Linked DNA regions of Homo sapiens: region 2 is linked to region 1. A link is a loop called in an ENCODE intact Hi-C map of the cell type or tissue named here. Cell type or tissue: CD4-positive, alpha-beta T cell. All regions are shown on one strand. Links, peaks and the distances in the headings refer to the core of each region. The heading gives the core; the rest is flanking DNA.

Region 1 (10,476 bases), core at 3,301-8,300:
CCCTGAGATTCAAACACAGTGAGATTCCCCACGCCCAACTCAGTGTTCTCCCACAAAAAACCTGAGTCACACCTGTGTTCACTCGAGGGACGCCCGGGAGCCAGGGCTCCACAGTTTATTATGTGTTTTTGGCTGAGTTATGTGCAGATCTCATCAGGGCAGATGATGAGTGCACAAACACGGCCGTGCGAGGTTTGGATACACTCAACATCACTAGCCAGGTCCTGGTGGAGTTTGGTCATGCAGAGTCTGGATGGCATGTAGCATTTGGAGTCCATGGAGTGAGCACCCAGCCCCCTCGGGCTGCAGCGCATGCCCCAGGCAGGACAAGGAAGCGGGAGGAAGGCAGGAGGCTCTTTGGAGCAAGCTTTGCAGGAGGGGGCTGGGTGTGGGGCAGGCACCTGTGTCTGACATTCCCCCCTGTGTCTCAGCTATGCCCGGACCTCCATCAGAGCCAGTCTCACCTTCAACCGCGGCTTCAAGGCTGGGAGGAACATGCGTCGCAAACTCTTTGGGGTCTTGCGGCTGAAGTGTCACAGCCTGTTTCTGGATTTGCAGGTGAGCAGGCTGATGGTCAGCACAGAGTTCAGAGTTCAGGAGGTGTGTGCGCAAGTATGTGTGTGTGTGTGTGCGCGCGTGCCTGCAAGGCTGATGGTGACTGGCTGCACGTAAGAGTGCACATGTACGCATATACACGTGAGCACATACATGTGTGCATGTGTGTACATGAAGGCATGGCAGTGTGTGCACAGGTGTGCAAGGGCACAAGTGTGTGCACATGCGAATGCACACCTGACATGCATGTGTGTTCGTGCACAGTCGTGTGGGCATTCACGTGAGGTGCATGCGTGTGGGTGTGCAGTGTGAGTAGCATGTGTGCACATAACATGTATTGAGGGGTCCTCGTGTTCACCCCGCTAGGTCCTCAGCACCAGTGCCACTCCTTACAGGATGAGACGGGGTCCCAGGCCTTGGTGGGCTGAGGCTCTGAAGCTGCAGCCCTGAGGGCATTGTCCCATCTGGGCATCCGCGTCCACTCCCTCTCCTGTGGGCTTCTGTGTCCACTCCCCCTCTCCTGTGGGCGTCCACACCCCCTCTCCTGTGGGCATCCGCATCCACTCCCTCTCCTGTGGGCATCTGTGTCCACTCCCTCTCTCCTGTGGTTGTCCGTGTCCACTCCCCCCTCCTGTGGGCGTCCGCGTCCACTCCCTCTCCTGTGGGCATCTGCATCCACTCCCTCTCTCCTGTGGGCGTCTGTGTCCACTCCCCCTCTCCTGTGGGCATCCGCGTCCACTCCCTCTTCTGTGGGCATCTGCATCCACTCGTCTCTCCTGTGGGCGTCCGTGTCCACTCCCCCTCTCCTGTGGGCATCTGCGTCCACTCCCTCTCTCCTGTGGGCATCCGTGTCCACTCCCCCTCTCCTGTGGGCATCCATGTCCACTCCCTCTCCTGTGGGCATCTGCGTCCACTCCCTCTCCTGTGGGCATCTGCGTCTGCTCCCTCTCTCCTGTGGGCGTCCGTGTCCACTCCCCCCTCCTGTGGGCGTCCGCGTCCACTCCCTCTCCTGTGGGCATCTGCGTCCGCTCCCTCTCTCCTGTGGGCGTCCGTGTCCACTCCCCCCTCCTGTGGGCGTCCGCATCCACTCCCTCTCCTGTGGGCATCTGCGTCTGCTCCCTCTCTCCTGTGGGCGTCCATGTCCACTCCCTCTCCTGTGGGCATCTGCGTCCACTCCCTCTCCTGTGGGCATCCGCGTCCACTCCCTCTCCTGTGGGCATCTGCATCCACTCCATCTCCTGTGGGCATCCACGTCCACTCCCTCTCCTGTGTGCATCTGCATCCACTCCACTCCCCCTCTCCTGTGGGCATCCGCGTCCACTCCCTCTCCTGTGGGCATCTGCATCCACTCCCTCTCTCCTGTGGGCGTCCGTGTCCACTCCCCCTCTCCTGTGGGCATTTACATCCACTCCATTCCCTCTCTCCTGTGGGCGTCTGTGTCCACTCCCCCTCTCCTGTGGGCATTTACATCCACTCCACTCCCTCTCTCCTGTGGGCATCCGCGTCCACTCCCCCTCTCTGTGGGCATCTGCGTCCACCTCCCCTCTCTGTGGGCATTTGCGTCCACTCCCTCTCCTGGTTCCTTCCTGTCTTGGCCGAGCCTCGGGGGCAGGCAGATGACACAGAGTCTTGACTCGCCCAGGGTGGTTCGCAGCTGCCGGGTGAGGGCCAGGCCGGATTTCACTGGGAAGAGGGATAGTTTCTTGTCAAAATGTTCCTCTTTCTTGTTCCATCTGAATGGATGATAAAGCAAAAAGTAAAAACTTAAAATCCCAGAGAGGTTTCTACCGTTTCTCACTCTTTCTTGGCGACTCTAGGTGAACAGCCTCCAGACGGTGTGCACCAACATCTACAAGATCCTCCTGCTGCAGGCGTACAGGTGAGCCGCCACCAAGGGGTGCAGGCCCAGCCTCCAGGGACCCTCCGCGCTCTGCTCACCTCTGACCCGGGGCTTCACCTTGGAACTCCTGGGTTTTAGGGGCAAGGAATGTCTTACGTTTTCAGTGGTGCTGCTGCCTGTGCACAGTTCTGTTCGCGTGGCTCTGTGCAAAGCACCTGTTCTCCATCTCTGGGTAGTGGTAGGAGCCGGTGTGGCCCCAGGTGTCCCCACTGTGCCTGTGCACTGGCCGTGGGACGTCATGGAGGCCATCCCAGGGCAGCAGGGGCATGGGGTAAAGAGATGTTTATGGGGAGTCTTAGCAGAGGAGGCTGGGAAGGTGTCTGAACAGTAGATGGGAGATCAGATGCCCGGAGGATTTGGGGTCTCAGCAAAGAGGGCCGAGGTGGGTGCAGGTGAGGGTCGCTGGCCCCACCCCCGGGAAGGTGCAGCAGAGCTGTGGCTCCCCACACAGCCCGGCCAGCACCTGTGCTCTGGGCATGGCTGTGCTCCTGGAACGTTCCCTGTCCTGGCTGGTCAGGGGGTGCCCCTGCCAAGAATCGACAACTTTATCACAGAGGGAAGGGCCAATCTGTGGAGGCCACAGGGCCAGCTTCTGCCTGGAGTCAGGGCAGGTGGTGGCACAAGCCTCGGGGCTGTACCAAAGGGCAGTCGGGCACCACAGGCCCGGGCCTCCACCTCAACAGGCCTCCCGAGCCACTGGGAGCTGAATGCCAGGAGGCCGAAGCCCTCGCCCCATGAGGGCTGAGAAGGAGTGTGAGCATTTGTGTTACCCAGGGCCGAGGCTGCGCGAATTACCGTGCACACTTGATGTGAAATGAGGTCGTCGTCTATCGTGGAAACCCAGCAAGGGCTCACGGGAGAGTTTTCCATTACAAGGTCGTACCATGAAAATGGTTTTTAACCCGAGTGCTTGCGCCTTCATGCTCTGGCAGGGAGGGCAGAGCCACAGCTGCATGTTACCGCCTTTGCACCAGCTCCAGAGGCTTGGGACCAGGCTGTCTCAGTTCCAGGGTGCGTCCGGCTCAGACCGCCCTCCTCTCTGCCTTCTCTCTCTGCCTCAAATCTTCCCTCGTTTGCATCTCCCTGACGCGTGCCTGGGCCCTCGTGCAAGCTGCTTGACTCCTTTCCGGAAACCCTTGGGGTGTGCTGGATACAGGTGCCACTGAGGACTGGAGGTGTCTGACACTGTGGTTGACCCCAGGGTCCAGCTGGCGTGCTTGGGGCCTCCTTGGGCCATGATGAGGTCAGAGGAGTTTTCCCAGGTGAAAACTCCTGGGAAACTCCCAGGGCCATGTGACCTGCCACCTGCTCCTCCCATATTCAGCTCAGTCTTGTCCTCATTTCCCCACCAGGGTCTCTAGCTCCGAGGAGCTCCCGTAGAGGGCCTGGGCTCAGGGCAGGGCGGCTGAGTTTCCCCACCCATGTGGGGACCCTTGGGTAGTCGCTTGATTGGGTAGCCCTGAGGAGGCCGAGATGCGATGGGCCACGGGCCGTTTCCAAACACAGAGTCAGGCACGTGGAAGGCCCAGGAATCCCCTTCCCTCGAGGCAGGAGTGGGAGAACGGAGAGCTGGGCCCCGATTTCACGGCAGCCAGGCTGCAGTGGGCGAGGCTGTGGTGGTCCACGTGGCGCTGGGGGCGGGGTCTGATTCAAATCCGCTGGGGCTCGGCCTTCCTGGCCCGTGCTGGCCGCGCCTCCACACGGGCTTGGGGTGGACGCCCCGACCTCTAGCAGGTGGCTATTTCTCCCTTTGGAAGAGAGCCCCTCACCCATGCTAGGTGTTTCCCTCCTGGGTCAGGAGCGTGGCCGTGTGGCAACCCCGGGACCTTAGGCTTATTTATTTGTTTAAAAACATTCTGGGCCTGGCTTCCGTTGTTGCTAAATGGGGAAAAGACATCCCACCTCAGCAGAGTTACTGAGAGGCTGAAACCGGGGTGCTGGCTTGACTGGTGTGATCTCAGGTCATTCCAGAAGTGGCTCAGGAAGTCAGTGAGACCAGGTACATGGGGGGCTCAGGCAGTGGGTGAGATGAGGTACACGGGGGGCTCAGGCAGTGGGTGAGGCCAGGTACATGGGGGGCTCAGGCACTGGGTGAGATGAGGTACACGGGGGGCTCAGGCAGAGGGTCAGACCAGGTACACGGGGGCTCTGATCACACGCACATATGAGCACATGTGCACATGTGCTGTTTCATGGTAGCCAGGTCTGTGCACACCTGCCCCAAAGTCCCAGGAAGCTGAGAGGCCAAAGATGGAGGCTGACAGGGCTGGCGCGGTGGCTCACACCTGTAGTCCCAGCACTTTGGGAGGCCGAGGCGAGAGGATCCCTTGAGCCCAGGAGTTTAAGACCAGCCTGAGCAACATAGTAGAACCCCATCTCTATGAAAAATAAAAACAAAAATTAGCTGAGCATGGTGGTGTGCGCCTGTAGTTCCAATACTTGGGAGGCTGAAGTGGGAGGATCACTTGAGCCCAGGAGGTGGAAGCTGCAGTGAGCTGAGATTGCACCACTGTACTGCAGCCTGGGTGACAGAGTGAGAGCCCATCTCAACAACAACAAAGAAGACTGACAAATGCAGTTTCTTGGAAAGAAACATTTAGTAGGAACTTAACCTACACACAGAAGCCAAGTCGGTGTCTCGGTGTCAGTGAGATGAGATGATGGGTCCTCACACCATCACCCCAGACCCAGGGTTTATGCACCACAGGGGCGGGTGGCTCAGAAGGGATGCGCAGGACGTTGATATACGATGACATCAAGGTTGTCTGACGAAGGGCAGGATTCATGATAAGTACCTGCTGGTACACAAGGAACAATGGATAAACTGGAAACCTTAGAGGCCTTCCCGGAACAGGGGCTAATCAGAAGCCAGCATGGGGGGCTGGCATCCAGGATGGAGCTGCTTCAGCCTCCACATGCGTGTTCATACAGATGGTGCACAGAAACGCAGTGTACCTGTGCACACACAGACACGCAGCTACTCGCACACACAAGCACACACACAGACATGCATGCATGCATCCGTGTGTGTGCACCTGTGCCCATGAGGAAACCCATGCATGTGCATTCATGCACGCACACAGGCACCGGTGGGCCCATGCCCACACCCACGAGCACCGTCTGATTAGGAGGCCTTTCCTCTGACGCTGTCCGCCATCCTCTCAGGTTTCACGCATGTGTGCTGCAGCTCCCATTTCATCAGCAAGTTTGGAAGAACCCCACATTTTTCCTGCGCGTCATCTCTGACACGGCCTCCCTCTGCTACTCCATCCTGAAAGCCAAGAACGCAGGTATGTGCAGGTGCCTGGCCTCAGTGGCAGCAGTGCCTGCCTGCTGGTGTTAGTGTGTCAGGAGACTGAGTGAATCTGGGCTTAGGAAGTTCTTACCCCTTTTCGCATCAGGAAGTGGTTTAACCCAACCACTGTCAGGCTCGTCTGCCCGCCCTCTCGTGGGGTGAGCAGAGCACCTGATGGAAGGGACAGGAGCTGTCTGGGAGCTGCCATCCTTCCCACCTTGCTCTGCCTGGGGAAGCGCTGGGGGGCCTGGTCTCTCCTGTTTGCCCCATGGTGGGATTTGGGGGGCCTGGCCTCTCCTGTTTGCCCTGTGGTGGGATTGGGCTGTCTCCCGTCCATGGCACTTAGGGCCCTTGTGCAAACCCAGGCCAAGGGCTTAGGAGGAGGCCAGGCCCAGGCTACCCCACCCCTCTCAGGAGCAGAGGCCGCGTATCACCACGACAGAGCCCCGCGCCGTCCTCTGCTTCCCAGTCACCGTCCTCTGCCCCTGGACACTTTGTCCAGCATCAGGGAGGTTTCTGATCCGTCTGAAATTCAAGCCATGTCGAACCTGCGGTCCTGAGCTTAACAGCTTCTACTTTCTGTTCTTTCTGTGTTGTGGAAATTTCACCTGGAGAAGCCGAAGAAAACATTTCTGTCGTGACTCCTGCGGTGCTTGGGTCGGGACAGCCAGAGATGGAGCCACCCCGCAGACCGTCGGGTGTGGGCAGCTTTCCGGTGTCTCCTGGGAGGGGAGCTGGGCTGGGCCTGTGACTCCTCAGCCTCTGTTTTCCCCCAGGGATGTCGCTGGGGGCCAAGGGCGCCGCCGGCCCTCTGCCCTCCGAGGCCGTGCAGTGGCTGTGCCACCAAGCATTCCTGCTCAAGCTGACTCGACACCGTGTCACCTACGTGCCACTCCTGGGGTCACTCAGGACAGGCAAGTGTGGGTGGAGGCCAGTGCGGGCCCCACCTGCCCAGGGGTCATCCTTGAACGCCCTGTGTGGGGCGAGCAGCCTCAGATGCTGCTGAAGTGCAGACGCCCCCGGGCCTGACCCTGGGGGCCTGGAGCCACGCTGGCAGCCCTATGTGATTAAACGCTGGTGTCCCCAGGCCACGGAGCCTGGCAGGGTCCACAACTTCTTGAACCCCTGCTTCCCATCTCAGGGGCGATGGCTCCCCACGCTTGGGAGCCTTCTGACCCCTGACCTGTGTCCTCTCACAGCCTCTTCCCTGGCTGCTGCCCTGAGCTCCTGGGGTCCTGAGCAAGTTCTCTCCCCGCCCCGCCGCTCCAGCGTCACTGGGCTGCCTGTCTGCTCGCCCCGGTGGAGGGGTGTCTGTCCCTTCACTGAGGTTCCCACCAGCCAGGGCCACGAGGTGCAGGCCCTGCCTGCCCGGCCACCCACACGTCCTAGGAGGGTTGGAGGATGCCACCTCTGGCCTCTTCTGGAACGGAGTCTGATTTTGGCCCCGCAGCCCAGACGCAGCTGAGTCGGAAGCTCCCGGGGACGACGCTGACTGCCCTGGAGGCCGCAGCCAACCCGGCACTGCCCTCAGACTTCAAGACCATCCTGGACTGATGGCCACCCGCCCACAGCCAGGCCGAGAGCAGACACCAGCAGCCCTGTCACGCCGGGCTCTACGTCCCAGGGAGGGAGGGGCGGCCCACACCCAGGCCCGCACCGCTGGGAGTCTGAGGCCTGAGTGAGTGTTTGGCCGAGGCCTGCATGTCCGGCTGAAGGCTGAGTGTCCGGCTGAGGCCTGAGCGAGTGTCCAGCCAAGGGCTGAGTGTCCAGCACACCTGCCGTCTTCACTTCCCCACAGGCTGGCGCTCGGCTCCACCCCAGGGCCAGCTTTTCCTCACCAGGAGCCCGGCTTCCACTCCCCACATAGGAATAGTCCATCCCCAGATTCGCCATTGTTCACCCCTCGCCCTGCCCTCCTTTGCCTTCCACCCCCACCATCCAGGTGGAGACCCTGAGAAGGACCCTGGGAGCTCTGGGAATTTGGAGTGACCAAAGGTGTGCCCTGTACACAGGCGAGGACCCTGCACCTGGATGGGGGTCCCTGTGGGTCAAATTGGGGGGAGGTGCTGTGGGAGTAAAATACTGAATATATGAGTTTTTCAGTTTTGAAAAAAATCTCATGTTTGAATCCTAATGTGCACTGCATAGACACCACTGTATGCAATTACAGAAGCCTGTGAGTGAACGGGGTGGTGGTCAGTGCGGGCCCATGGCCTGGCTGTGCATTTACGGAAGTCTATGAGTGAATGGGGTTGTGGTCAGTGCGGGCCCATGGCCTGGCTGGGCCTGGGAGGTTTCTGATGCTGTGAGGCAGGAGGGGAAGGAGGGTAGGGGATAGACAGTGGGAGCCCCCACCCTGGAAGACATAACAGTAAGTCCAGGCCCGAAGGGCAGCAGGGATGCTGGGGGCCCAGCTTGGGCGGCGGGGATGATGGAGGGCCTGGCCAGGGTGGCAGGGATGATGGGGGCCCCAGCTGGGGTGGCAGGGGTGATGGGGGGGGCTGGTCTGGGTGGCGGGGAAGATGGGGAAGCCTGGCTGGGCCCCCTCCTCCCCTGCCTCCCACCTGCAGCCGTGGATCCGGATGTGCTTCCCTGGTGCACATCCTCTGGGCCATCAGCTTTCATGGAGGTGGGGGGCAGGGGCATGACACCATCCTGTATAAAATCCAGGATTCCTCCTCCTGAACGCCCCAACTCAGGTTGAAAGTCACATTCCGCCTCTGGCCATTCTCTTAAGAGTAGACCAGGATTCTGATCTCTGAAGGGTGGGTAGGGTGGGGCAGTGGAGGGTGTGGACACAGGAGGCTTCAGGGTGGGGCTGGTGATGCTCTCTCATCCTCTTATCATCTCCCAGTCTCATCTCTCATCCTCTTATCATCTCCCAGTCTCATCTGTCTTCCTCTTATCTCCCAGTCTCATCTGTCATCCTCTTACCATCTCCCAGTCTCATCTCTTATCCTCTTATCTCCTAGTCTCATCCAGACTTACCTCCCAGGGCGGGTGCCAGGCTCGCAGTGGAGCTGGACATACGTCCTTCCTCAGGCAGAAGGAACTGGAAGGATTGCAGAGAACAGGAGGGGCGGCTCAGAGGGACGCAGTCTTGGGGTGAAGAAACAGCCCCTCCTCAGAAGTTGGCTTGGGCCACACGAAACCGAGGGCCCTGCGTGAGTGGCTCCAGAGCCTTCCAGCAGGTCCCTGGTGGGGCCTTATGGTATGGCCGGGTCCTACTGAGTGCACCTTGGACAGGGCTTCTGGTTTGAGTGCAGCCCGGACGTGCCTGGTGTCGGGGTGGGGGCTTATGGCCACTGGATATGGCGTCATTTATTGCTGCTGCTTCAGAGAATGTCTGAGTGACCGAGCCTAATGTGTTTATGGTGGGCCCAAGTCCACAGACTGTGTCGTAAATGCACTCTGGTGCCTGGAGCCCCCGTATAGGAGCTGTGAGGAAGGAGGGGCTCTTGGCAGCCGGCCTGGGGGCGCCTTTGCCCTGCAAACTGGAAGGGAGCGGCCCCGGGCGCCGTGGGCGGACGACCTCAGTGGGAGGTTGGACAGAACAGGGCGGGGACTCCCAGGAGCAGAGGCCGCTGCTCAGGCACACCTGGGTTTGAATCACAGACCAACAGGTCAGGCCATTGTTCAGCTATCCATCTTCTACAAAGCTCCAGATTCCTGTTTCTCCGGGTGTTTTTTGTTGAAATTTTACTCAGGATTACTTATATTTTTTGCTAAAGTATTAGACCCTTAAAAAAGGTATTTGCTTTGATATGGCTTAACTCACTAAGCACCTACTTTATTTGTCTGTTTTTATTTATTATTATTATTATTATTAGAGATGGTGTCTACTCTGTCACCCAGGTTGTTAGTGCAGTGGCACAGTCATGGCTCGCTGTAGCCGCAAACCCCCAGGCTCAAGTGATCCTCCGGCCTCAGCTTCCCAGAGTGCTGGGATTACAGGTGTGAGCCACTGCCCTTGCCTGGCACTTTTAAAAACCACTATGTAAGGTCAGGTCCAGTGGCTTCCACACCTGTCATCCCAGTAGTTTGGGAAGCCGAGGCAGAAGGATTGTCTGAGGCCAGGAGTTTGAGACCAGCATGGGTAACATAGGGAGACCCCATCTCTACAAAAAATGCAAAAAGTTATCCGGGCGTGGGGTCCAGCATCTGTAGTCCCAGCTGCTCGGGAGGCTGAGTGGGAGGATCGCTTGAGCCCGGGAGGTCATGGCTGCAGTGAGCTGTGATTGTACCATCGCACTCCAGCCTGGGCAACAGAGTGAGACCCTGTCTCAAAAAAAAAAAAAAAAAAAGAAGGAGAAGGAGAAGAGAAGAAGAAGGAAGAAGGAAAGAGAAGAAGAAGGAAGAAGGAAGAAAGAAGGAGAAGGAGGCCTGCTAGGTGCTAGGTAGACTGTCAAATCTCAGAGCAAAATGAAAATAACAAAGTTTTAAAGGGAAAGAAAAACCCCAGCTCTTTGGACTTCCTTAGGCCTGAACTTCATCTCAAGCAGCTTCCTTCCACAGACAAGCGTGTATGGAGCGAGTGAGTTCAAAGCAGAAAGGGAGGAGAAGCAGGCAAGGGTGGAGGCTGTGGGTGACACCAGCCAGGACCCCTGAAAGGGAGTGGTTGTTTTCCTGCCTCAGCCCCACGCTCCTGCCGGTCCTGCACCTGCTGTAACCGTCGATGTTGGTGCCAGGTGCCCACCTGGGAAGGATGCTGTGCAGGGGGCTTGCC
Region 2 (10,476 bases), core at 2,517-7,516, 89 kb before region 1:
GCCCTAGGAATGAGCCACGGCCTCCCTCTGGCACGAACGGTTAGCCTTTGGGAAACCCTCAACAGATGCCCACATTCAACTGGCAAGATTCTCAAACACCGGCCCACAAGCCAGCACCTGGAGGGCTGCTCATGCACATGGTGGCACTTATCAATAACTTTTCAGTGATGGAAAAATCTTATCAATAACTTTTCGATGATGGAAAGATGTTCTTGGGTGGGCTAGGAAGTCCTGTAAGAGCTGTGTCCTTGCAAGAGGAGAGCCAGCAGCCAGGCACGGTGTGACACCTTGGGCCTAGATGTCCCTGCCCCTGACCTGCTAGAAAGCTGACTGGTCTGCCACAGAACGCTTCTGCTTTGCCTCCAGGAAAAGGCCTTGTTATCTGCGAACTCCCAGAGGCACCCATCGCAGGATACCCAGCTTTGCCTGAGGGCTCTTGTCCCTGCTTTCCTATAAATATCTGCACCTGGGACAGAATTTAATCCAGATCAAAACTCAGTCTGAGACTTGCTTTCCTAGAACTACAACCCCAGGGGCAGGTAGCGTGGGCAGAGACAGAGTCCCACCTCGCCCTGCCGACACAACATCTGTTGAATGAGACCAAATGTGGGTTTGTGGCCCTTCATCCATAAATCCTGCAGATGTGCCAGGCCCGGTGGCTCACGCCTGTAATCCCAGCACTTTGGGAGGCCGAGGCGGGCGGATCACAAGGTCAGGAGATCGAGACCATCCTGGCTAACACGGTGAAACCCCGTCTCTACTAAAAATACAAAAAATTAGCTGGGCGTCGTGGCGGGCGCCTGTGGTCCCAGTTACTCTGGAGGCTGAGGCACGAGAATGGCGTGAACCCAGGAGGCGGAGCTTGCAGCGAGCTGAGATCGCACCACTCCACTCCAGCCTGGGCAACAGAGCGAGACTCTGTCTCAAAAAAAAAAAAAAAAAAAAAAAAATCCTGCAGATGTTAGAATGCGCGGAAGAGAGAGAAACCCAAAGTGTGAATGAATACAGAGAGGCAGGAGATCCAACACCTTCCTCCCCAGGAAAGCCCGGGCACGAGGTCCCCGAGCTGAGCTGAGCCTGGGGGCTGGCTCCAGTCTCAGGACCGCCCACAGCCCTCACAGCAGGGTGTGTCCACATTCAGATGCCCTCCTCTCTCCCTCCATCCCCCTCCCAAGGCTGCATCGGCAGCTGTGGCCTCATAGGGAGAGGTGTGGTTTGGGGGTGATTTCCTATTTCCTTCGTGTCTGACCACTGCCCGAGGGCCTCACAAAGGAACCGAATCTTTTGGAGCCTGCATTTCCTGTCATCCTGAGTGGCCTTTGGAGTCCTCAATGTATAAGGACAGCAAGGGCCAGCTGTTCATGTTAGCTTTCTGGAACATTCCAGGCACTCCATGTACTAACAGGTTCCTTGCCAGAGGGCCCTCAAATGATGGAATTGATAAAAGCATTATAAAATGTTGATAAATTCTCTAACCATAGACGTGGAGCTCAGTGAGTACGAATGCAAGATGTGACTCCCCCAGGCCTAGAAAGAAAGCCTTAGCTTCAGAGACGTGGGTAACCTTGGCTCTCTACGGGAGTGAGGCCAACAAGGCCAGCAGAACAGGGTCAAGCAGCTCCTGTTGCCCAAGCAGCCACAGCCGCCTGGCCTTCACTGCATCCAGCTGTGCAGTGGCAGAGAGGATGCTGCGTGGGGACAGCAGGAGGAGAGGCCTTCAAGACCCAGGCCAGCTAAGCCTGGGGAGATAGAAGCAGCCACCACGCTGGGGGAGTGTGGACGCAGGAGTTTGAGGAGTTCTGCGGGGTGCTGAATGGGGTCCTCCTCTGGCGCTTTCTTGAGGGAGTTCTGCAATGATCCACATTCTTTCCAGGGACTTTCTTTCAAGTGCTGTCATATGCTGCCGCGGCTTGCCGGCAGCCCAGCCTCAGGCGGTCGGAGTCGGAAGGCGACAGATGCAGGGCTCCCTTTCCTCATCGGTTCTCTCAACAGGGCAGGGGGACGGCCATGAGTGGGCAAATGTGTCCAGACCACTGAAGAACCTCTCATCTGCTCAGCTGGAGAGGCCCTTCCTGTCTCTGTGATCTTTCCCAAGATGGCCAATGTCCTGTACCACCGGCCACCCCTTCCGTTGGTCACTGTGGATGACACTAGGGGTGGACACTGACCAAGGAGGCACCAACCTGATTCCAGCTCCTAGAGCTGGCCAGGTGCCTGACAGGAAAATGAGGCATCTGAAGAACACGGAGAGATGGGGGTAGGGTGGTAGGGAGGGAGGGAGATGAAGCCACACCCCAGAGCTCCTGGGTTTGCAGCTCCTTCCCGAGGCCTGGCTAGGTCCCTGCCTCGGTCCCTGCCTCTGGATGCCGTGAGACAATCCACCCTGGAGAGCCTACCAGTCCCCTTATGTTTGACAGCTGGAGTTGGAATTTGCCTCCCGCAGACCACAGGTCTACAGCCTTCATTCACGTGTCGCACAGACTGTGGCAGGACCAGCACCCGCTGCTGGTGTGGGACGCCTGGCCCTGTAGGGGACCCCAAGAGTGGCTGGAGAGCAGGGCGTGATGCCTCTTGGGCCACCCTGCAAAGGGCTCACGAGCCTCCTGAGGAGGATGCATTTGATCAGGGTAACAGGAGTCAGCAGAGGGCTTTCCAAGGACAGGTTTGCCAAGAAGCGAGAACAGACTGAGGGGGGAACGATAGAGGCACTGGGTGTAGTCAGACACCACTGCAATGGTAGCCGAAAACCGCGCCGTGAGAAGACTCTGTGGGGAGGGTAACTAGGTGCATGAGAGTGAGAGGAGCGAAAAAAGCCTCGGATGGCTCCGAAGCTCCTGGCCCAGCTTCCAGGGGTTGGTGGCCCAGGACCGCCCCTGCACGCGGCCTCGGGTGCCTGCTCCAGGCAGACCTGCTTCTCTGGCCCATTCTCGGCACCAATCACTGTCCCATCCGCCCGTCAGCCAAGTCCTCTGAGTTCTTCCCGGAGCCCAGCACCCTGATGCAATTGTCCCTGCTCTGAAAACCCTCAGCAATCTATTGGGTCTTCAGTAGCATCTACTCTTTCTAGAAATGTCGAACAAGGTTTTTCGATTGTGCTGCACGTGTGGCAGACACAGAAACGGAAACGACCTTCCAGAGAACTGGCCAAAGGACGGGAGCTGCTCCAGTAACTGAAGGGCACAGACTGAGCGCTTCTGATGGAGTCGGGGAGGTCGCCGGCCCATCCACCGGCTGCCCGAGGGCCTCCCACTGACCTCCCCCGGCCGCCCTCCGAGGGGCCTCTGCTGACCTCGCCGTGCTGGGCACGCTCGGCTTTAGCGGGAAGCTGGGGGTCAGGTTCAAGGCTGTGAGGAGCCACTTCAGCCCGGGAATCTGAATTTTTTCTTCAAAAGCGCCTGTCCCCACAATGGGTTTGTACTGGGGAAAAAACCCACACACGGGATGAGGTGCCCGGCTTCTGTGAGGGTTCTGAGCACTTCGTTTTTCTTCCCTTTAGATTCTGACAACTGTGGACTAAAAGGGTTGCAGGCCCAGTGCCGGAATTCCAGTATCACCTTCCACCAGGCTCCTCACACGTCGACATGGCCCCCACTTGGTGGTCTGGCAGGCGTCGGCGGTTGGGGACGGCGCCCCGGGGACCCCGCGGCCCTAGCCTTCCCCGGCGCCCCGCGAACGCCCTCCGCGGCCCCAGCAGCTGAGCGCCTGGGTCCCTGAGAGGCACCCCAGGAGGGCGGCGCGGGCGGGTAACGTCACACACGCGCCGCATCCTGGATGCGCGTGCGCGGCAGCGGCCGAGACTCCGTTTCCCAGGGAGCCGCGCGGCGCGTCCACTTCCGGCAGGCGGCGGGGCCCGGAAGCGGCGCGCGGGGCCGGCGAATCCCGCGGCGCCAGGTGGGAGCGGGGCCGGAGCATGCGGGGCGGCCGGCGGTCTGCGGCGCGCGGCGCATTCGTTCCCCCGCGGCGGTGGCGGTGGCGCGCGGCGGCTCTCCAGTGAGCGGCGGAGCCCGGAGCGGCGGGCTGGGCGCCGGGCGGGCGGGGCTCGCGGCTGAGAGGCGGGCGGGCCGGGGGCGCCGGGCGCGGGGCCGCCATGTGGAGCGGCCGCAGCTCCTTCACCAGCTTGGTGGTGGGCGTGTTCGTGGTCTACGTGGTGCACACCTGCTGGGTCATGTACGGCATCGTCTACACCCGCCCGTGCTCCGGCGACGCCAACTGCATCCAGCCCTACCTGGCGCGGCGGCCCAAGCTGCAGGTGAGCGTCCGCGGGGCCGGGGGCCGGGCGGGTTGGGGTGGGGGCCTCTCCTCCAGGCCCCAGACGTCGCCTTCCCGTCCCAGTTCGGAGCTGTGGCCGCGCGAGTCGAGATGGAACCTTTCCTGGTTCCCCAGCGGCCAGGTCTTCCGCCCTCCAGCTGGCCGTGGGATTTGAGTGCGTCCTGCCAGGGCCTGGCCGAGCTGACTCTCGACGCCCCCTCCTTTCCAGCTGAGCGTGTACACCACGACGAGGTCCCACCTGGGTGCTGAGAACAACATCGACCTGGTCTTGAATGTGGAAGACTTTGATGTGGAGTCCAAATTTGAAAGGTATGGGCGTAGGACAAAATGCCAGTGAAAGGGAAAACATTACTCATGTTCAGATTGTTTAAAAGTTAGCTTTCTGTACATAACATGTTTATTTTAGAGAACTAGTCTTACCGAATGTCTTGAAGTGGTAGAATATCCTAACTGGAGGCCTATGCGTGGCCTGTAAACATTCAGCCTGGAAGGTGACAGGTGATGAATGTCGTTTAAGAAGTAGTTCTCAGCAGAGTGTGATGGCAGTGGGATGTCCTGGACGGGGAGGCTCCGAAGGAGCAGGGGCCACGCTTGGTGAACCAGTGGAGAGCAGACAACTCTGCAGTTTCACTACCGGGGACCAACTTGTCTTTTCCTGGTGGAAGTAGTTCGCTTAAGTTACTTGTGAGGGAAAAGAGATGAGGATAGAGGAAGCAATTTTGTAGAAAATCATAAATAAGTGACATGTGACGTTAGAATAGATCAATGTCCAAATATGTAGAGTATCTTAAAAATTACATCTGACATGGCCTAATTTTTTTTAATTGAATAAGTATACTTTTAAATATGATTTGCTTCTCACAAGTCAACCATTTCCCTTCATTGCCTGGGAGGTATCTGAGGAGAGAATAATGAAAGTTTGAGACTCATGCTGGACTCCACGCCCTCTAGGCAGCCAGTCCCTGGGGGTAGCTGGAGGCGCTGGCAAGCCGGTTTCTGCCTGGCCTCTTTAGGCCTGTGACCTCAAGCCAGTTCCTGCCCTCTCTCTGCCTCCATGAAGGGGAGGCCAGAAGTGCTGGTGACCAAGCTGCCCGCTCGGTTGTAGCTGCCCACACCTTTCAAAAATGCTCAGGATTCATCTGCACTGGGTTTAATTTCCCAGACATGAATACTGCCTCTTCCGTGCCGGGCCGTGTACCAGTTACCAAGGACAGCTAGTGAGGTTTTCCATTTGACCTGGCACAGTGTCAGCCTGGAGGAAGTGGGGAGAATGAGCACTCTTAACACAGCTCCGCCTCAAGTGTCTCCAAGTGCACATTCCACCAGAAATACACAGCCCTGCACCCTCTGCCTGAAGAGAGACACTTAAGATGTCCTGGTGGAGACATACTCTTTCCTGGGTAGTGAGGAGCCATAGATGCCTTTGTGTTTTTCATTACAACTTTGGCCGTAAGATTTTTTTTTTTTTTTGAGATAGAGTCTTGCTCTGTTGCCAGGCTGGAGTGCAGTGGCGTGATCTCTGCTCACTGCAACCTCCGGTTCCCGGGTTCAAGGGATTCTCCTGCCTTAGCCTCCAAAGTAGCTGAGACTACAGGCACCCGCCACCACGCCTGGCTAATTTTTTTATTTTTAGTAGAGACAGGGTTTCACCATGTTGGCTGGGCTGGTCTGAAACTCCTGACCTCGTGATCTGCCCGGCTCGGCCTCCCAAGGTGCTGGGATTACAGGCGTGAGCCGCCGCACCCGGCCAACCGTAAGATTTTTAAGGAGAGGCCGGGCACAGTGACTCATGCCTATAATCCCAGCAGTTTGGGAGGCCAAGGCGGGAGGATCACTTGAGCCCAGCAGTTCAAGACCAGCCTAGGCAATGTGACAAAACCCCATCTCTACAACAGTTTTCAAAGTTAGCCAGGCATGGTGGCACGCCCACCTGTAGTCCCAGCTACTCGGGAGACTGAGGCGGGAGGTCACTTGAGCTCAGGAGGTTGAGGATGCAGTGAGCTGTGATTGCACCCCTACACTTTCAGCCTGGTGACAGCGAGACCTTGTCTCAAAAAAGAGACTTTTAAAGAGGAAGAAGAACTCATGTAACCGTAAACAGGTGGAATGCGAGGTTTTTCCATGGGGCTGTAGTATGGACGTCGGGCCCTGGTGTGCGGGTGAAGAGCCAGGCACCTGGTCCGAGGCCTACAGTTGTAGCAGCTCGCCGGGCCTTTCCTCAGCTCGTGCTGGATGCCACACAGTCAGGACTGACAGCCTTGAAAGTCAGTCCTTTGTGGCTGATCATCTTTTTATCCTTAAAACTACAACACCCAAAAAAACTACCCACATTAAATTTCTGAGGTTCCAGTAGTGTGGGCCGAGGCACCTGGAGCCCTCGTGGCTGCTGCCCTTCCCTTCTGTCGCTTCGGAGTTGGGTGATTCAGTGTGTGTGGTCAGCTGGTACCCTGGCCAGGCCCAGAAGCTGCTTTCCATCTGGCTGCTTCAGCCTTGTGGCCTCAGGTGGGTTATTGACCTCTCAGCCTCCTGAGATGGAGGCAGGAAGTGCGGGCCGTTTTGCTTTCGGCTGTAGGCGCCCACACCTGTGCCGAGTTCTCAGGACGCGCACGCGTGCGCGTGCACACACACACACACACACACACACACACACGACTCGTAAAGCCCTGGGCAGGTGGGTTTCATTTTTAGTACTTCTGAGCTAAAATTAGTTTATTGAAGCAGCTTTATAAAGGTATTTGAATAGGTTCTAGAGACCCAGAATATAATATGTATGTAGTGGAAATGATTGTTCTGTTTCAGGACAGTTAATGTTTCTGTACCAAAGAAAACGAGAAACAATGGGACGCTGTATGCCTACATCTTCCTCCATCACGCTGGGGTCCTGCCGTGGCACGACGGGAAGCAGGTGCACCTGGTCAGTCCTCTGACCACCTACATGGTCCCCAAGCCAGAAGAAATCAACCTGCTCACCGGGGAGTCTGATACACAGGTGAGGGTCTTCATGGGTTACTGATAACAGGCTGTGCCTCTCCGTCAGAACGGACATGTCTTTCTCCACACAGGTGGGCGATGTCTAGGGCTCCAGTGACTTTGTTGGGAGTAAAGCCAAAAGCCATTGGAATGTTACTGGCGTGCATTTCTGACTTTCAGCTGAATCATATCCATGAGTTTGCAGACAAGTTTTATCTAAAATTAGGGACAGTTGAAGTGATCGCTGGCATTCTCGATGCAGAGTCCCTCGGGGAATGGGCCCTCTCAGTCTCTGGGGGCACCTACTGCACCTGGTGGGATGGAGCGCTGGTCCTGCAGAGCTGGCCTGCAGCTTCTCACCAGGAGCTCTGGGGATGAGAGCTGGGCTCATTCTGCATTCTGTGTAGGACTGGGCTATTCCTAGATGTTTATTCTAAGAATGTAATTGGAGATCATGGAAAAGGTAGAGGTACAAGTTGTAGTTTGTACATCTGTAGAAAGGTGTATGCGCAAATAAAAACTGGAAGTCACTTAAGTGATCATGAATACAGGCCAAGGATAAAGCAAGGGAATTCTGACACCCACCTTTGTGTTGAGTGGAAGGTGAGATAATTTACAAAACAAGGCCGGGCGCAGTGGCTCATGCCTGTAATCCCAGCACTTTGGGAGGCTGAGGCAGGTGGATCACCTGCAGTCAGGAGTTCGAGACTAGCCTGGCCAACATGGTGAAACCCCGTCTCTACTAAAAATACAAAAATTAGCTGGATGTGGTGGCACGCGCCTGTAATCCCAGCTACTCAGGAGGCTGAGGGAGGAGAATCGTTTGAACCCGTGAGGTGAGATGATGCCACTGCATTCCAGCCTGGGCGACAGAGGGAGACTCTGCCTCAGAAAAATTTACAAAACAAGAAAGATGGCAGCTTTCCAGGAAGAGGCTGTGAAATTGTTCCAGACAGAGAGAAAGAGAGGTCTCTCGGAGTTGATGGGGTTTTGAAAGCCCTACCAACACCTGCTCCTGCCTCTCCCCAGTTTGCATCTGTCTCCTTAGGAACATCCCTCACCTGCCCCTCTCCGTGTCCCCTCATCTGGGGCCCCCATCCCTCCTCTCCAGTGTCCTGAAAAGTGGGTGGGGTGATGGGCATGTAGCATGTAGCGCAGGAAGCCTCCCTTGCAGGTAGCAAATGTGAGGAGGTGTGGAAAACCGTTTGTAATGTAAATTATCGCTAAACTGCATCTTTAGGTAGGAAATGGGTGAGGCGATAGTGCTTCCTAGGATGTATCAGATCTGAGCCGAGCTAAGATTTCCCTGTCAGTCCATGTCCTGTTTAACTTCATGTAAGAGCCGTGTGTAATCCTCAGTATGTCTCCTTTAGGCAGCCCCACATGCTTGGTTTTAGAAGCTGACTCCCTCTCAGTCTCCTTACAGCCACAGGGCTGTGTGAGCCCTGGACTTGCACAGTCTTCTGCCAAGGTCAGGGGGCTCTCACCCTCTCAACTTCTGAGAAGTGGGCCCACTTAGTTTGAGGACCTCAAAAAAGGAATTGGTGAAGTCCGTGACCACATGTTGCAAAGCAGCACCCCCTGGCTTCCGTGGAGATAAGGATGGGGGGCTGTTTGGCGAGAGTCTGGCGGAATTGGCAGCTGTGGGGCCGCTGTGCCCTCTCTGCTGGGCTCTCCCCCGGTTGTGCCTGTGCGTGGCCATCTGTTCACAGGTTAGGGTGCCGACCCTGCTGTCCGGGCGCGGTTTTTCCATGTGCGTGGCCATCTGTTCACAGGTTAGGGCGCTGACCCTGCTGTCCCGGGCACAGTTTGCCCGTCTGTGTGGCCATCTGTTCACAGGTTAGGGCGCTGACCCTGCTGTCCCGAGCACAGTTTGCCCGTCTGTGTGGCCGTTCTCTTCACAGGTTAGGGTGCTGACCCTGCTGTCCGGGCGCGGTTTTTCCATGTGCGTGGCCATCTGTTCACAGGTTAGGGCGCTGACTCTGCTGTCCCGGGCACAGTTTGCCCATCTGTGTGGCCATCTGTTCACAGGTTAGGGCGCTGACCCTGCTGTCCCGAGCACAGTTTGCCCGTCTGTGTGGCCGTTCTCTTCACAGGTTAGGGTGCCGACCCTGCTGTCCGGGCGCGGTTTTTCCATGTGCGTGGCCATCTGTTCACAGGTTAGGGCGCTGACCCTGCTGTCCCGGGCACAGTTTGCCCGTCTGTGTGGCCATCTGTTCACAGGTTAGGGCGCTGACCCTGCTGTCCCGGGCACAGTTTGCCCGTCTGTGTGGCCGTTCTCTTCACAGGTTAGGGTGCTGACCCTGCTGTCCGGGTGCGGTTTTTCCATGTGCGTGGCCATCTGTTCACAGGTTAGGGCGCTGACCCTGCTGTCCCGGGCACAGTTTGCCAGTCTGTGTGGCCATCTGTTCACAGGTTAGGGCACTGACCCTGCTGTCCCGGGCACAGTTTGCCCGTCTGTGTGGCCGTTCTCTTCACAGGTTAGGGTGCTGACCCTGCTGTCCCGGGCACAGTTTGCCCGTCTGTGTGGCCATCTCTTCACAGGTTAGGGGGCTGACCCTGCTGTCCCGGGCACAGTTTGCCTGTCTGTGTGGCCGTTCTGTTCGCAGGTTAGGGGGCTGACCCTGCTGTCCTGGGCATGGTTTTCTGTCCCAGCATTGGCCTCTGTTTTCCTCACTTAACAGCAGATCGAGGCGGAGAAGAAGCCGACGAGTGCCCTGGATGAGCCAGTGTCCCACTGGCGACCGCGGCTGGCGCTGAACGTGATGGCGGACAACTTTGTCTTTGACGGGTCCTCCCTGCCTGCCGATGTGCATCGGTACATGAAGATGTAAGTGGGGCCCCAGAGCTGGAGCGCCGGGGGGAGGGTGCTGGGACCCTGGCTGGCCAGAACTCGCCAGCAGGTCACTCCTGCACCGTGGAGTCCCCTCTGTGGGGAGGCACTTGCTGCCCGGGCCTCCCAGCTCTTTCCCACTTCCTCATTGAGGTTGTGCTGCTACCACAGGGCTGGAAGGGGGGAGAAAGGAATTCAAGCTGGAGCATCCTGCCCTTTGCTCCTGGCTGGCGAAGGCTTCCATGGAGAGAAAACGGAAGGCGCTGATGGGAACGGGTTGCTTTGCTCCCCTTGTGATTTTTTAACTTGGCTTATTTAGATTTACTTAAAAGTTAATCTTTAGATTATTTAGTATCACTTGCCATCAGTTAAATACAATTATTGGAATTCACGTGTTTGGCCAC

Evidence for each region. Peaks named below come from ENCODE experiments on the same cell type or tissue, not always from the same donor. Only the 100,000 strongest peaks of a DNase experiment are listed, where the experiment ranks them.
Region 2: it touches region 1 in a loop (7-fold over the local background); 5 of 110 quality-filtered maps call a loop at or near these places.

Annotation. Positions count from the first base shown.
Region 1 is chr5:1,250,556-1,261,031 of GRCh38, reverse strand. TERT (telomerase reverse transcriptase) reads left to right here. Exons shown (of 16, transcript NM_198253.3): 12 at 432-558; 13 at 2,373-2,434; 14 at 5,621-5,745; 15 at 6,527-6,664; 16 at 7,201-7,865. The coding sequence ends at 7,304. Among named protein-coding and RNA genes, the nearest start is that of SLC6A18, 30 kb to the right of the region's middle. RefSeq lists a promoter at 8,046-8,704. In CD4-positive, alpha-beta T cell, for the core only: a CTCF peak has its summit at 5,873 (motif pointing left); a DNase peak (open chromatin) is centred at 5,861; H3K4me3 peaks cover 817 bases.
Region 2 is chr5:1,338,453-1,348,928 of GRCh38, reverse strand. CLPTM1L (CLPTM1 like) reads left to right here and starts at 3,830. Exons shown (of 17, transcript NM_030782.5): 1 at 3,830-4,249; 2 at 4,478-4,578; 3 at 7,069-7,258; 4 at 9,924-10,069. The coding sequence starts at 4,088. RefSeq lists a cis regulatory region at 7,943 and an enhancer at 7,871-8,015. In CD4-positive, alpha-beta T cell, for the core only: no CTCF peak of the experiment used is centred there; a DNase peak (open chromatin) is centred at 3,778; H3K4me3 peaks cover 2,020 bases; H3K27ac peaks cover 845 bases.